Regions from separate parts of the Mus musculus genome. Here region 2 is linked to region 1. A link is a loop called in an ENCODE intact Hi-C map of the cell type or tissue named here. Cell type or tissue: gastrocnemius. All regions are shown on one strand.

Region 1 (8,000 bases):
GTTCTGTCCTAGTTCTCCACAAACAATCTGGTGAGACATTCTAAACAAGCCCCTTATCACCTCATTAATACTCATTATTCTGAATAAAACTACAGAAACTATGGACAAAATCATGCATAATTAAGAACTGGAAGCTGATAGTTATTAAATATCCATTATAAATATTCATTTTATTTTAAAAGGATTGAAGGGTGTTACATATATTACACACTACATATAATGGCACATGTCAATCTTTTAAGCTTAAAAATATTATCTCCCCAAACTGGGACTGACTTATCCCAAGGATAAATGACCTTGGCCTATAGCACCACACCCAGGCCCTGAGGAGAGCCAATTTAGAGCCTGCCTGACCTCTGGCACTGGGATTCCTGATATAACGTGAAGAGTCTTCTCCCTCTGCTCCTATCTCTGGCATCAGCAAGGCCTGGCAGGGACCTTCTGACTGCCCACTGCAGGCGTGGGGAACCAGGGAAGCGAGGGGAACGCCCTCTAACAATCCTAGACAGTTGATGACAGAAGAATGTAAAACGCTTGTTCCTCAACATCTTTGCTTTTGATCTACAGAACAATAACAAAACTACAAAAGACAGGAGGGGACTTACAATAATTGAAATACAGTTTTTCTTTGAAAATGAAAATTTCTAGACAGAGAAAGCCTTAAAATGTCTAGTTTAACGCTGGTAACCTGCTCCACCAGGGTCCCTGCTTTCCTGATTTCAGGGTTAATTCATTCAAAGTTTTAAATGCCATCCATATGCTGTTGTCTCAGACAGACATATAGAAATTTAGTAATACTTCCATTTCTTTGCCAAATGCTCTGGCTTATGGCTCTCCTCCTCTTCATAGTATGTTTAAGTTACACATTAGGAATCCAAGAAGAACCACTATGGAACCCTCATAAGCAATGCCCAACCAATCAGTACAACACAGTACACAGTGTGAAATTTTTAATTTATTTCCCTCCCAAGCCCCTAGAATATATATCCCCTTAGCTTTTAGAAATGTGATAATAAAAATACCAATAGATTTTGACCATATGCAAAGAAAAGAAGAAAGAAAAAGCAGATAGCACACAGGGAGCAGGCCGATTCTCTTGCCTGTGCAGTGGCAGTGTAAGTTAACGGCGTGCTTCCGGCAATGCCACCTTCCGCTTGCATGATAAAGACTGTCCAGGACAGATTTAAAGTGGAGACAGGCCTCTGGTTTTTATTTTGTTCTTTAAAACCCTAGCAGATTTTGTAAAAAAGAGGCTGTATTAAATGACAATGCAATTGAGTCAGGGGGAGGAAAAAAATTAAAAACCCAAAACTTCTTTCAGTTTATTCAAAATAAAAATACACATAGAATTATGAAAATATAGGTTCACTATTTCCACCACGTAAGCCTCTGCTGGTGTGGAAAGGCTTGCAGTATTCTTGAGTTTTTACAGCTCATCTCGATCCCTCAATAAAGTATACCTATACTCGCTGGGCGCCAGCTTCTGGAAGGAGCTCTCTGGAGGACTGCTCGCTACATCCTGGTCTTGCTACAAAAGAAGAAAAGAATCTTGATACCAAAATATCTTATGGAGTTATCATACATTACTATTACGTAACTGGCAGTGGCCTTATAATTACTTATTTACTAGTAAATAAAAAGGGAAAAGTATATGTCAAGGTGAAGAGATTATCTTGTTTCTTCAAACATCCCTGAACTCACTGTCCAGGCAGGGCATGGCTGCCACAGCAGCACTGACTCTGGGCCTGTCAGAGTTACTGAGGCTATGTGGAAGGAAGCAACACTAAACACCCTTGCCTCCTAGAGAACCCCATAGAGACAGCACAACGTAGCTTGGTCCTAACCCTTCACTTTTACAAGTGACTGCTAAGAGGGACTGCCTTGATATTAGTCACCCTACTCTGTTAATGAAGCGGATCTCTATCAACTATCTCAGTGCCAGAACTCAGTAAAACCTGGCTGAGATGAGGAAAACACTGCTGTAATGAACTTTGGTAACACTTATGCGCCAACAAGAGACAAACACACGGTGAAACTCTACAGATGTCCGTGAGTTCTGAAGGAAAGGCAGCATGGCCTGCACTCTATTCCCACACTGCAGGCGTCTCAAAGGCAAGCTCACCTGTACTCCATAACAGTCCTACAGTGGACGGGACATGTGCACACGGGACACTAACACATACGAGCGTGTGCCCAGGAGAACAGAAGGTAGCAGGCGCCTTGGCCTATTGGACTTTGTCGGGCTTCACGTCCTCAGAAAGTTACTTTCTGTTCAGATACATGCTCAAGCTGAAATGGTATTACTATAAACATGTACCTGTTACCCAGTTGGCTTAGTACAAAAATGTGGATAAATAAAATATATGGAGTCTACTGTCTAAGGGAGAAAGTAAAACAAATCAGGACACTATAATACAGTAAACTAGGGTTTTTTTCTCCTGATTGTATAAAGCAGTGGTTCTCAGCTTGGGGGTTTTAACCACTCTGAGGGTTTAACGACCCTTTCACAGGAGTCACCTATGATCATCTGCATATCAGATATTTACATTAAAGTTAGTAACAGTAGCAAAATTACAGTTATAAAGTAGCAACAGAAATCATTTTATGGTTGGGGTTATCACAACATGAGGAACTGTATTAGGGGTTGAAGTATTAGGAAGGTTGCGAGCCACTGATTACTGAACAGCTCTGTGTGCTGAAGAAAAACAATTACCTATGGAATGCTGTCATTAGAGAGTTCCCCCACTTTAATAGTAGCTTAACAATCATTTCTCAAATAAAGTACATTATCAGATTCTCAAGAGAACTCTTGACTTTGAACCTAATCTGACTTCCAAATAAGGCAAGGAAAAATTCAGTTTCTCTTTTTCTTTCATAAATAGAAGTTCTTTGGACAAAGCAGTAGGCTGAAATCCTAGTATATAAAACAAGAAGGGGTTTAATGTGTACCATCTCCCTCTTAGTTTCATGATCACAGACTTTACAAATAATAACTCATCAAGATGCAAATTTAGGACTCTTTCTTAGAGCAGAGACATAGAAAGCCCGTCTGTCTGTCCTTCTGAGAATCTATCTGTAGAACAACATGCCACCTGAGAATTTACATGTGAGTAAAAGCTAGTTTAAAATACTGATAAATACTTGTCAAACATTCAGCTATCCACTGGGAAAGCTGTCCTGAGCCCTGTGTTTGAACACTATCAACAGTGCGACTATGAAGGCCCTTAGCATGGATGGACAAGGTGACAGAGCAGTGCTTTAGGACAGCGAGGGCACGGATTCAGCAGCAAAAGCAAGCTTGAACGGGAGTCCACTGATCTGCTTTCTCAACTACTTTCCCAAATCCTATGTTCTCACTTCTCTATTTAACCCTGTATAGCTACGCCCCACAGCGTCATACCCAGTCACCCCAGTTTAGATGATGAGAAACCAGACACAGCACTTTACAGCTTTTCTGGAGACCTGGCATTTTAAGAAGTAACTTTAAAGGCGCATAACCTAAATGTGTCTTAGTCAGCTCCAAATTTCTTCAGAGAGGTATCAGGAGCCGCAACTCTAGCTCAAGTCCCCTCTGAGGCGGTCTCCACAGAAGAGTCCCCACTGGCAACACAGGAGTCCTACCTCTCCTGGGGCTGTGTCAGTCGGGTCAGGTCCGTGATGGAATTCTCTGTGTAATTTTCCAGAATGTAGGTCAAATACAAACTGCTTGAGTTTTCCAGGAATTCTAAAACCAAGAGCAAACAATTATTTAGCTCCAACTGCCCAAACAGGCTGACCTCTACTTTACTAACTTGATAGTGCTGTAAAGAAATATTTCATTATAATCCTACCAATCCTACCATGGCTATTACAGGCAACTAGATACACCTTTTGTGTTCTAACTTTTTAGGTTACATTTTATGTTGAGAACCTACATGTACATACTGATACTAGTGGCTGGCTAGTATCTGAGAGCCAGAAAAGGCACTGTATCCCCTGGAACTAGAGTTACAGACAGTAGGAGGAGACAGGTAGGTGCTGGGAACCAGAACTAGTTTCTCTGAAAGAGCAGCAAGGACTCTTAACTGCTGAACTATTTCCTCAGCACCAATGTTCTAATTATTGCACGTGCTTCATTGAAATTTTTCTATAATTACCACTAACAGAGGTAATACTATCAAGATGCTGTATCCCAAATATATTTTATTATCTTTATTGGTAGATACTTAAATAGTGTGTGTGTGTGTGTGTGTGTGTGTGTGTGTATGTGTGTGTGTGTGTGTGTGTGTGTGTGTGTGTCTGTAATGATTCATATGTTTTTACTGGCACACACATACACATAAAACAAAAAACTTAAATCCTAGAAAAAACACACTAAAAATGTTGAGGTTCAAAGGGGAAAATATTAGAGGAAATTACTTAAAAATATTCAGTTTTAGAACTAGCCCCACTGAGTGTCTCACAGCATTTGAATCCAGCAAGAGCCTGTGGATTCTCAAAAGCTCTGGGAGTCCAGTCCTCTCCCGAGGTGGTCCAGACTATGCTGAGCAGCACACTTACAAAGTAGGTTTCTCTAGAATCATTTCCTTGAGTTGTAGCCACTAAAATGGAAACAAATGATACCTACAAGTCTAATCAATTTTTTGCTATCCATAGATTTGCATTCTAAAGTCGTCAACATGATTTAAGAAAAAAAATGAAGTTGATTTGCCAATTTGATAAGTAATAACTGAATTTTAATTTTAATTTCTTGAGAAATTGAATGTTTTCCTTTGCCTACCTTTTACAGAGATTATTATATACTTCAAACAGAAAACCGTTGTTTTTTTAATATATTACAAAAATGAGATGCACTTCTAGGTGAAGAGATGGCTCATCGGTTAAGAGCATTGTCTGAAGCTCTTTCAGAGGTACTGAGTTCAATTCCTAGCAACCACATGGTGGCTCATACTAGGATGTGATGCCCTCTTCTGGCATGCAGGCATATATGCAGATAGAGCACACATATATTTGGAAACAAACAAACGAATGAACAAACAAACAAACAAGAAAAAAAGATTCAAAAATGGACTTCCATACATATTTTAGTTCCTTGGGTACAACAGCCTGGCTTTTACATATTCTTGTTTTTATTCTGTTTTCATAGGCAAGAACAGCTACTCTGTGTAAATATTACCAGTTCCTAGTTTTTCCTTTTTAAATTCTATTCTGAGGTCCTGGAAGTACTGTGTCCCCCACCCCTTTCCAAACACCCACTGAGCTGTACCTACCAACAACTTCATTGTACACCATGTTGGTTCCCCACCAGCTTCAGTGCAATAGAGAAGCAGCGGGTGCCAAATGCACAGTTTACAAATACAAATGACTGTCAGGTAGCAGTATTGACAGAATGCCTTGCCTTGGTTCTCTGGTGCAGAAGTAATTGCACATACATCAGAGATAAACACTGAGAGGAGATCAGTTTACATTTCTTCTGATATCATCCTCTGACACGCCACAGCAAAGTGCTGAAGTAGAAAATTCAAGCCACAGACTCCGAATGTTCGAACTGCCTGAGATAACGGTGCTGGTTTGTTTTACAAGCTGCCAAGACTAGGAGAACTGCTAGTCAAGGAATAGCTAATGAACGAGTAAATCCCAAACACGACAAATTGAGACTACTCGAGACAGGCTTTTTCCCTGACCTGACGTTCCCCGTGTCGTGAGACAGAGGAAAGCAAGGATTTAGAGCTCTAAATTGTCTGAGTAGACAGTGTGGCGATCTGCAAGAAGACTCTTAGAGTAAGTTTATCCGATTTTCATTTTGGGCTGTAATTTTCCTAACGGGAACACTAAGTGTGTCTCTTCCACCTTCCAAACTTGTTTGTTTACAATGTTTTACTTTTAGACAGTGAAACACAAATACAAACAGTAAATTGTGTCCACCCTCTGACAAAGCACAAACTAGGTTTATTTTAAAAAACTGAAACACAATAGATATTTTTCCTTTAAAGCTCAAGTTCTATAACTTTTTGTTTGTTTGTTTTGAGACTCTCAGCATGTAGCTGGACTGGTCTTAAACTTACTAAAGATCTGTTTTCAGCTGCGTGAGATCACTAAGCACAGTGCTCAGCTAAGTTCTCTAAATTTTAACAAATGTGCAGTGTTTTCTTACTACCTCTGCAAACCAGGTGAGATCTCTGCAGTTGGACCTGATCCCTGGCAACCACTCATGTGTTTGCTAATCTTATGCCACACACACACACACACACACACACACACACACACACACACAAACATATGTACCACAGAAGTCTACTCATTTATGTTGAGGACATTTGGATCCTATCAGGATTTTGGTAGTCAGAAACAATGCTATGACAAATACATGCACACAGGTTTTTACATGAACTTTAGTTTCTAGAAATTGGTCGGTACTGCATAAATGTGTAACTTTCACAAAGAAACCATCAATCTGTATTGGCGTGCCATCAGGCCAGAGACCAGCATCTCGCTGTGACTCTACCTTGCATTTCTTGACTATATAATAACCCTGGAAACCTTGCTCATATGCTAAGTTGTCATCTCTGTATCTTGTTTAAGTTTTAACAGTATCATCCATAGAACAAAGGTTTATAACTTGATGAAAACCAATTTGTCATTTTTTTCTAAGTGTTTTTGATGCTCTTAGAACTTTGTCTTCCTCTGACTGTTAAGGATTTCCTTGCTTACTGTTTTCCACTTAGATCTATGATGAATTCTAAGGTAAATTTTCATAAGAAGGAATTCTTTCTTGGGATGAAGATACTCAGTTGGTCCAGCCAACTTGTTAACAGGGAATAATAATAAAAACATTACCAGATAAACAAAATGTGCTTTTTACAAAACTCTATCAGGCTAGGCATGGTGAAGCAAGCCTGTACTCTCAGCTGAGAGGCTGAGACAGAACTACAAACTCTAGCCAGCACTGGACAAGAGGACCCTTCCCTCAAAATTAAAAAGGGGGGTAAAGGTGTGGCTTAGTGATGCAGCGTGTATTAGCGTGCAGGAACCCGAGGTTCAACTAGGAGTCTCACAAGGAAAAGCAGAAGGCAAGAAAAAGGGTGAAGGAGCAGGACAAACCCCACCAATAACCATGTTCTTTCTGACTTAAAATTTTTCTACGGAGGAAAAAAAAAATCACATGACTATCTCATTAGATACTAAAAAGCCTTTGATAAAATACAATAGGCCTTCATGTTAAAGGTATTGGGAAAATCAGGGATACAGGGCACATACCTAAACATAATCTAAGCAATATACAGCAAGTCAATAGTGAACACTAGACCAAATGGAGAGATACAAAGCAATCCCACTAAAATCAGGGACGAGACAGGGCTGCCCACTCTCTATCTATTCAGTATAGTACTTGAAGTTCTAGCCAGAGCAATAAGACAACTACAGAAGATCAAGGGGAGCCAAGGTAGAAAGGAAAAAGTCAAAGTATGGCTATTTGCAGGTGATATAACAGTACACGTAAGTGACCCCAAAACTTCTCCCAGAGAACGCCTACAGCTGATAAACACCTCAGCAAAGGGGCTGGATACAAAATCCACGCACATCAGTAGCCCTTCTTTATACAAATGACATATGGGCCAAAAAGAAATTAGAGAAACAACCCCTTTACAATAGCCACGAATAATATAAAAATCTTGGTTTAACTTTAACCAAGCAAGTGAAAGACGTGTGTGACAAGAACTTCAAAAATTCAGGTGACAGCAGATACTGGCGAGGATATGGAGAAAGAGGAACACTCCTTTATTGCTGTTAAGATTGCAAGCTTGTACAACCACTCTGGAAATCAGTTTGGCGGTTCCTCAGAAAATTGAACATAGTACTACCAGAGGATCCAGCAATACCACTCCTGGGCATATATCCAGAAGATGTTCCAAGTTATAATAAGGACACATGCTCCACTATGTTCATAGCAGCCTTATTCGTAATAGTTAGAAACTGGAAACAACCTGGATGTTCCTCAACTGAAGAATGGATAAAAGAAAATG
Region 2 (8,000 bases), 680 kb before region 1:
AAATAGATAGGACAAGGGACAAGATTTCCCTGTATACAGATGAAGCAACTAAGGCTCTGCGTGGAAGATATGCCCATGGTCATGGCCAAGCCTGGAGTTCAGTTCCCTCTTCACCCGTCTCAATTGCTACAGGGCCTTTGGAATCGGATGACCTATAGTTTTAGAGCCAACTTCCTATCAGCAATGTATCTATGGAGAAGTGACCATTTGGATAGCTGGTAGCTTTTATACAGGTGACATCTCCATACCGAAGAACCGTATAAAAGGAGACGAGGAAGGGAGAATAGACTGTCTCTAAAATGATGAACTTTTGACAGTTTATTAAAGGCAGATTTATTGCCGAGTCCCTGGCCAAAGCATAGCTGTTTTCAGTTCATAACAATGAAGCTAGAATGGGAATTTCTGGAGAATCTGAGAAAAAAAATAAAAGGGAGGAAGTCTTAACGGCCTGTCTCTGGGAATAAATCTTAGAGGCCATGTAAACTAGCGTGACTGGAGTTTATACCTCTCCTCAGCGCCTGAATGATAATGCAGTTTGAGTGGAGAATTACAGAAATGGCTTCTCTGAGTGAGTCCACTCTTGCCTGCAGACCCCTCTGGGCTCTTGAGGAGGCAGAGACACTGGCATGCCCTTGTGGGTGGCCACCTTATGCTTAAGACATAAGTAGCATGGCAGCCTTACCCTCACTCGGTTTTTCTAGGAGATTTAGAAAATTCTGAGTTGACGGAGATGCACCCAGAGAGACCCAAGGTAGTGAGGGCAGGGCATGAAGGGAGGGTAGGGGTAGCTGCAAAGGGTCAAATTGGGGAGGGGTGTACACATCTGAACCATTCTCTCCCAGACCATATAGGCTTTTAGATAGTTGCATCAAAATCACCGGGCTGGAGTGTGCATAGCCTTCAGAGACTATTTCTAGATTCTGCTTTTCAGATGAGAAGACTGAGGTCTGTTACTTGTACTGAATAATTAATGCAATGTCACAGGGTCAGCCATCCTGTAAGGATGCTCCCATGGACCCTAAAATTCCTTTTTGGCAGTCAAAATCCTGATGTCCATGCCTACACCTTACTTTCATCTATGCGGTCATGTGACATGAGTAGGCTCTAAGTTTTATAGGCTCAGTCTATAAAAACAAACAGAAAGGAACAGAGATCTGTCTGATGTTGTGAGATGATGGGGTGGGCTCATTCACTTCCTGTCCCTTCCCTTCTTCCTTCTTCACAACCACACAATACAGAATATTTTCCTTTATTATATTATTATTATTATTATTATTATAATTATCATCATCATCATCATTACCATCATTATTTTGTTGTGGTGGTGGTGCTGTAGTTTTAAGACAGGTTCTACCCTAGGCTAGCCTTGAACTTGTGAAGTGCAGGGATTACAGGCATACATGATCACGTTCAGCTTAGCTATTTTTATTCTTAGTATAAAGAGGTAAAAACAGGGGTCTGGGGCTGTAGTCAGTTGGGAGAAATCTCGTCAACAAACTATGATTCCACCCTCAGCATAACATAACCTAGGTGTGGTGGTACAGGACTCTAACCCCAGCACTTGGCAGATGGAGACAGGAGGATCAGAAATTTAAAGTCAAATTGTATAGTGAATATAGGCCATTCTGGGCTACGTGAGGCCCCGTATTGGAAAGATGAAGAGGAGAAGGAGAGAGGTAGGAAGAGAAGTCTTGGGAGGGGAGGTAGGAGAAGAAGAACCTTAAAACATAAGCACCTCCAGTATAGTCTCATCGTGCGAGGAAGTGGGCCGTCTCTCCACGCTGTGCCTCGAGCAGTTCAGGGAGTGGCAGGAGTCACGACTGCTGCTGGTTCCACTAGGGGTGCAGAGAAGCCCCAGCTCCTGCTCCCTGTCCTGAGACACACCATCTAGAGGGGAGAAGGACATCAACCCAACATACCCAGCCCCACCTTTGTCTTCCAGAGCCCCCACCCCCGTAGTCCTGGAGATTCAGTTAAGGCACAAGCAACGCAGAGTTTCGTATTTGATCTTCGAGCCCTAATTTCTTCATTAAAAAGGAAATCCTCTTTAATGATTTAAAAACCTTTTCAACTCAGAGTATACTTCTGGCTGATTTCCTTACTTCTATTTGTTTATCAAATTTATAGCATTTGTGTAAGATTTTTAAAAAAATCTGCATAGATGTCTTTTCTATTAAAAGATGTAAGATGACTTTTCTTCAAAAGGATACGTAGCTAGCAATAAACACCTGCATTACGATTTACATGCCAGACAGCTGTCGGAAAGAATATGCTTGAGTCCACCTCAGTCCTCAGGGCATGCATCTATCTGTGCTGGGGGTTTGTAAATGGTTCATAATCAACCACTGAAGAACCGAGACATGGAGGCAATGGCTCAGATGAGTCAGGGCTAGATGTTGTAGATCTGATTTAGTTTAACCTAACAGTGTGTGCTAGGGGTTATTGAGCATTTCTCAAGAAGCCAGGGGAGGGCACAGTGAAAAGTCAAATTCTAAATGTGTAGAAAAGAGGGTGGAGAATGGCAGGGGCCGTCTATCTAAGTCTATGCAGATGACCCAGGGCAGCTATGAATGTAGCTGATTCAAAATCACAAATTTAAAGAATTATGCGACTTGACCCCCTGGTTTTTAAAAGATGTGACTCAATTGCATGGTTTTCATGCATGAACCATGAAGATAAAACGTGAAATAAAGAAGTTGGGTATGTCTGATAGAGCTTCAGGTTCACTACTAGTGAGGACGTCAGAGCTAAGTCATCCACAGATTTGTGTCATTTTCTCATTCTTTATCAATAGCATCTTGACATTGTTTGGGATTCCTCTGTGCCCAGGGAAACAACTTCATTCCTGGTCTCCCTTGCATCTGAGGGCAGTCACGAGCATGGCATGGCCTGTGCAAGTGGAGACTTTGTTGGGATTTCAGGAAAGCTTTTCTTCCCTGAGGGAGGAGCTATCTCTTTCCCCAACCCCTTCCCCCCTCCTCACTTTCCTCCTCCTCCTCCTCCTCCTCCTCCTCCTCCTCCTCCTCCTCCTCCTCTTCTTCTTCTTCTTCTTCTCCTCCTCCTCCTCCTCCTCCTCCTCTTCCTTCTCCGCCTCCTCCTCCTCTTCCTCCTCCTCCTCCTCCTCCTCCTCCTCCTCCTCCTCCTCCTCCTCCTCCTCCTCCTCCTCCTTCTTCTCCCAAATGTGAGGCTGGTCGTGAGCAGCCATCTTGCAGCTCTAAGATGGCCAGTCAAACTGTGAAGACAGATGGCAGGATGGCTCAGTGGTAAAGGCACTTGCTCACTGCCAAGCTTGACAACCTGAGTTTGAGCCCCAGAACCCACAAGGCAGAAGGAGAGAAGTGGCTCCCTCCAGTTGTCTTCTGATCTTGTGCAGCATGACACTTGTATACCCTCCTACTCCACTCCATATAAAAACAACGTGAAAAGAAATTTAAAACTCGTTAAGTAAAAATAACATTCAACTGTCTAATTAGGCACACCAGTGCCTACATCTCTCTCACACACAAACGTGCAGTTCCTACTGACACATTCATGAGTACGCTGGATACGAGGGTACCAGCTCAGAAAGAAGAGGTAGTAGGAGGCTAGAAAGGTTGAGCCCAGCAGTGGCAACTGGCACTTCTCAAAGATTGCTTCCATAAATGCTGGCCTGGTAAAAACAGTCTGGTGTCCTGTGTCTCCAGAGCTCGCCCAGAGAAGACATTGAGATGCTCTGCTGAAAAGCTTCTCTCCATCTCCCATCTGGTTGCACAGCAAGAGGGAGTCCAGCGGTTATCCTGCCCCCTTTCCAGGACCTCCACTTATGAGGCAAGGATGCCACAGTGTGGGTGGGAAGTTACTGTGAGAGTCAAGGGCCTGCAGAGGTTATATACCTTTCTTTTCACACTAGGAAGTCTGAAATTAGATGTAGAAAGACAGGAGTCACATAACAAAAGCTGAAGGAAAAGAGGGGGGCTGCTGAACTGGTCTCTGACAACTGTGCTGAAGGAGATGGGTTGATTTGGGCAGGCAGAGGGCACAGCATTGCAAATGCAGGAAGCAGAAATGGGCTGAGAATTGCTGCACAAAAGCAAGGGGGACCTGAAGAGCAAGCCAGAACCTAAGGACTGTCACACTGTAAAGAATGGGATGGCAAACTCAGGGCAAAGGGAAATGGCAGGGTGTGAGGTGTTTATGCCCATGCTGCGTTGCCCTGAAGGTGATGTAGGGAACACGGAGGTGGCGGGAATGTTTCCCTACTGTTGAGGATGAATTCTTTAAAGCAGCTCCTTCCCAGGTTTGGAAGCTAGAAGTTGCTCTACAGCACAGATCTGGAAGAATCCGAGGCCAGCCTCCCCTTTCTTTCTTCCCATCCACTCACTAATGCTTCTGCGCATGCGCTTGCACACACACACACACACACACACACACACACACACACACACACACACACACACACACACACAGAGCATCTTTCTACCCCGCGTGGCAGGGCCATAGAGAACATCGTTCCCGGGTAATGAGACAATTAGCTCCTTGAATTCTTCCTGCAGGAACAAATCCGGGCCCCCATGGCATCTGTCCCCTCCTGTTCCTCCAGCTGGCCTCCTTGCCATGTGCACCCCCTCCCGGAACCAGGCCTGGCCTCCTGCCCCTGCCCACTTGTGCTTGTGCCTTACTGGAGCTTAGGGTGCAGGGCTGGAGCTCTGGTGTGTGTGTGTGTGTGTGTGTGTGTGTTGGGGTGGGGAGTTAGGGTGGTGGTGGTGGAATGGGGCTCATGGTGAGGGACTGGAGCATGTGGTGCAGAGCTGGAGCTCCTGTGGTGGGGTGGGGTCAGGAACAGGTGCTGGGGTGTGGAGCTGGGGCTGGAGCTCACAGCATCCAGAGCAGCAAGGAGTTGCAGGCAGGCTGCCGGTGGCGTGATGGAGGCCTGTGCCCCTGAGCCACGAACCCAGCTGCACAGTTCTCCTGTGGGGCTGGCAGTCACTTCTTCAAAGCTGCTCTGCAGCGAGGTGGCATATGGCCCCCTGACAGAGCAGCTGCTGGGGAAGAAGCCGCCGAAAGGAAGCCTTGGGGGATAAATACAAGAAGCGCATGTCACCACGCAGCGCCCGAAGCGGCCCCGGAGCTTCTCCGGAGGAACGTGGTTTTAGATGATGTGCGAGGGCCTCTGCCTTTAGAATGTTTCTCACCATCATCGCGGAACTAGAATATCACTGGACACTTACTAGGAACCAGACAGCTCTGTATTCTGCTTTAGAGGAACCATATCATGGATTCCTTTGAACATCCCTCCGGAGAACTCTGGGTGTTCCCATGTTGTAGAAGAGCACACCAAAGGTCGAGAGAGAACTTCAGGATTTTATGCTGTCCCGTGGCTTATGAGCGACCTGTGGCTGACTCTAAAGCCTTCAGTTGACTTCTCTTTTGCGGCTTGAGGCCATAGCCATCTTGGTCAGAGCATCTTGTAGACTTGGTAGTTAGGATGCCAGGCCTGGTGTCATTTGCAAAAACAACTAGAACACACACTCTCCTATCTGAGGTTCGGAGAGTAAGGGCAGGCATGGTCACCTGGCATTTCTAGCTTCTAAAACAGGGGTGGCATTCTGTGGAGTAATTTAATAGAAATATATGGAGAATGAACCATGCCTGGGGGAGCTACTTTCCCATTTTGCAGGTAGGTAAACAGGGGATTGGGGCTTTGCCTAAGGCCTCATTATAAGCCTGCCAGAGAGGAGACTTGGGCTCCGAGCTTCACACTACACATCTTATCCTCTTTGCTTTGCCTGGAGTGGATCATATTAAGGAAGGAGCCTTCTTAGCTGGAGGAGGAGGGAAAAGAAAGAACAGGAAGTCATGACTGTAGCTTATTCTTGACAGTGGCTGGTATCTCTACACATCTCCAGGCTATAGAGCTTGCAGACTGATTCAAAGAACATCTAGATTGAGCTAAAAGATACTGTGATTTTTTTTCACTTGTCCTCAACTCTGTTTGTAACCCAATTCCCAGAGGCCCCAGGAACTTGTGGGTCGGTCCCTCTCTCTCCATTCAATGCCACTTCTCCTGGTGAATCTGCCACCCCAGTTGGGGATCTGGACCTTCCAGACGAGGAGGCAGAAACCAAGAGCCCATTCATCACACAGAAAACGGATACCTACCTGTCAGATTCAATTCCACTCCAATGCTGCAAACTTATGGCCAAACAGAGGGCCTCATTTTCCCAGGCACTAGGATGGAAGAGTTGCCAAGTAAAGGGCAAAGCACAAGTGGCAACCCCTTTAGTAGCTCCCCACAAGGCTGTGACAAATCTCTGCCTGCCAGGGTCTTGCTTCACAACACAAGGCTGGAAGATTTGTCAGATGTCTTCTGAGCGTGGACTCACTGTGCTGTTTGGTCAGGGAAGCAATACATCCAAGTTCTGGCCTCCCTTTTCTTAAGTGGAGGCTATGATCCTATACATGAACCTTGGCTGAGCTTCAGAACAGTGAAGGGGGATACGAGCCCCTCCCCCCCCTCCCCCCGGCAACATGCAAAGAAAACCAGAAACCGCTGATAATTTGTGGGTTGGATTCAAGAGTTTCTGAGCACGACAGCGTCCTTGGTCATGAGGACAAGAACAGAAGCATGTCACATCTGGCTTGCAAACAATCTTTGAGGTCTGTTGAGACCAGGTACATTGCTTGAGGTCCTGTTTATGAGGTACAAGGATACTCTGAATGGAGTTACTGTATGTAGAGTCGGCTGGATTTCTGAGCATGGTGTGTGTGTGTGTGTGTGTGTGTGTGTGTGTGTGTGTGTGTGCCTGTGTCTGTCTGTCTGTGTTTGTAGTGTGTGTATGTATGTGTGCCTGTGTCTGTCTGTCTGTGTTTGTAGTGTCTGTCTGTCTGTCTGTGTTTGTAGTGTATGTGTGTCTGTCTGTCTGTCTGTGCTTGTAGTGTGTGTGTGTGTGTGTATGCACATGTGCATGGTCACATCTGTGTGTGCGCATGCCTGTGGAGGCCAGAGGACAGCGTCTGCCAAGCAGTTTAGCAGTTTAGTTTGCCCAGTGAGCTCCAGGGACCTGTCTTCACCTCTCAGCACTGGGATTACAAGCACATACGCTGTGCCTCTTCGTTTTTTAAATTTAAATGTTTACTTATAAAAACCGAGAGTTCTGAGGATCAAACTGATGTCCTTGTGTTTCTAGGTGAAGCGCTTTATCAACTTCTCAGGCCTCTTTCCCCCCAGGTTTTGAGTCAGTGGCCCAGGATGACCTAGAACTTGAGCCCCTCCAGTCTCAGTTTTCAGAGTGCTGGGATCACAGGGCTGTGCCACCACACCCAGCTCCCGCCCCTCATTTGCCCCTTCGATGTCTTCCCACTTTGCCTTCAGCTTCGTCTCATAGTCTTTCATTCCAGATGGAGGCTTGTGCTGTTCTTGGTGCCTAGGACACACATGGCTCTTTGACATCCATCAAACTTCTATCCGTACTTAAAAGTACGGCTAAGTTCACACCCTTTGTTTGGAAAGTTGTTCGAATTCCTCACAAAGAATTGATCACGTTCAGCTTTAGTTTCCAGGCCTTAGAATCCACATCAGACCCAGGAATCTATGCGGGGACAAGCTGGCACCCTTGTCCCTTCATGGTCAGCACTGAACCAGGTTCAGGCCAGGTTCCTTCAGTTGCCCTAACCCTGAGGTCCCGAACTGAACGGGATCATATATTATTTCTTTACTCTTTGATTGTGTCATTGCTCGCAGTAGACTGCATAAAGCTGAAGTGTAAGCACCATAGCTTTTAATGTCTGGTTGGTTACTTTATCATCCCTCCTGGTGAAGATATAGAGCAAAGGATGATTGTAATCCTAAATTCATAAACTGTAAAGTGCTGTGGAAATGTTGGTTTTGACTGTTACCAGGAGGTGGAGCCCCTTTCCCATTAAATCTCTTTCCTACAACTCTAGGTTTCTGGCAGCCATGAGCATGCTACAGCCAGCCTGGTAAATTATTGCTGTTGCCAGGACTTGAGTTCCCTAACTGT

The links. A loop is a pair of places that touch in the nucleus more often than their neighbours do. Peaks named below come from ENCODE experiments on the same cell type or tissue, not always from the same donor. Only the 100,000 strongest peaks of a DNase experiment are listed, where the experiment ranks them.
Region 2: a loop joins it to region 1, with 2.5 times the contacts of the local background. A loop is called at or near these places in 6 of 42 quality-filtered maps.

Annotation. Positions count from the first base shown.
Region 1 is chr4:48,193,182-48,201,181 of GRCm38, forward strand. Erp44 (endoplasmic reticulum protein 44) reads right to left here. Exons shown (of 12, transcript NM_029572.3): 11 at 3,622-3,724; 12 at 1-1,528. The coding sequence ends at 1,427. Among named protein-coding and RNA genes, the nearest start is that of Mir1958, 16 kb to the right of the region's middle. In gastrocnemius, a CTCF peak has its summit at 4,959 (motif pointing left); no DNase peak of the experiment used is centred here.
Region 2 is chr4:47,514,116-47,522,115 of GRCm38, forward strand. No RefSeq gene overlaps it. Among named protein-coding and RNA genes, the nearest start is that of Gm42283, 23 kb to the left of the region's middle. In gastrocnemius, a CTCF peak has its summit at 7,875 (motif pointing right); DNase peaks (open chromatin) are centred at 4,607, 4,888 and 7,957.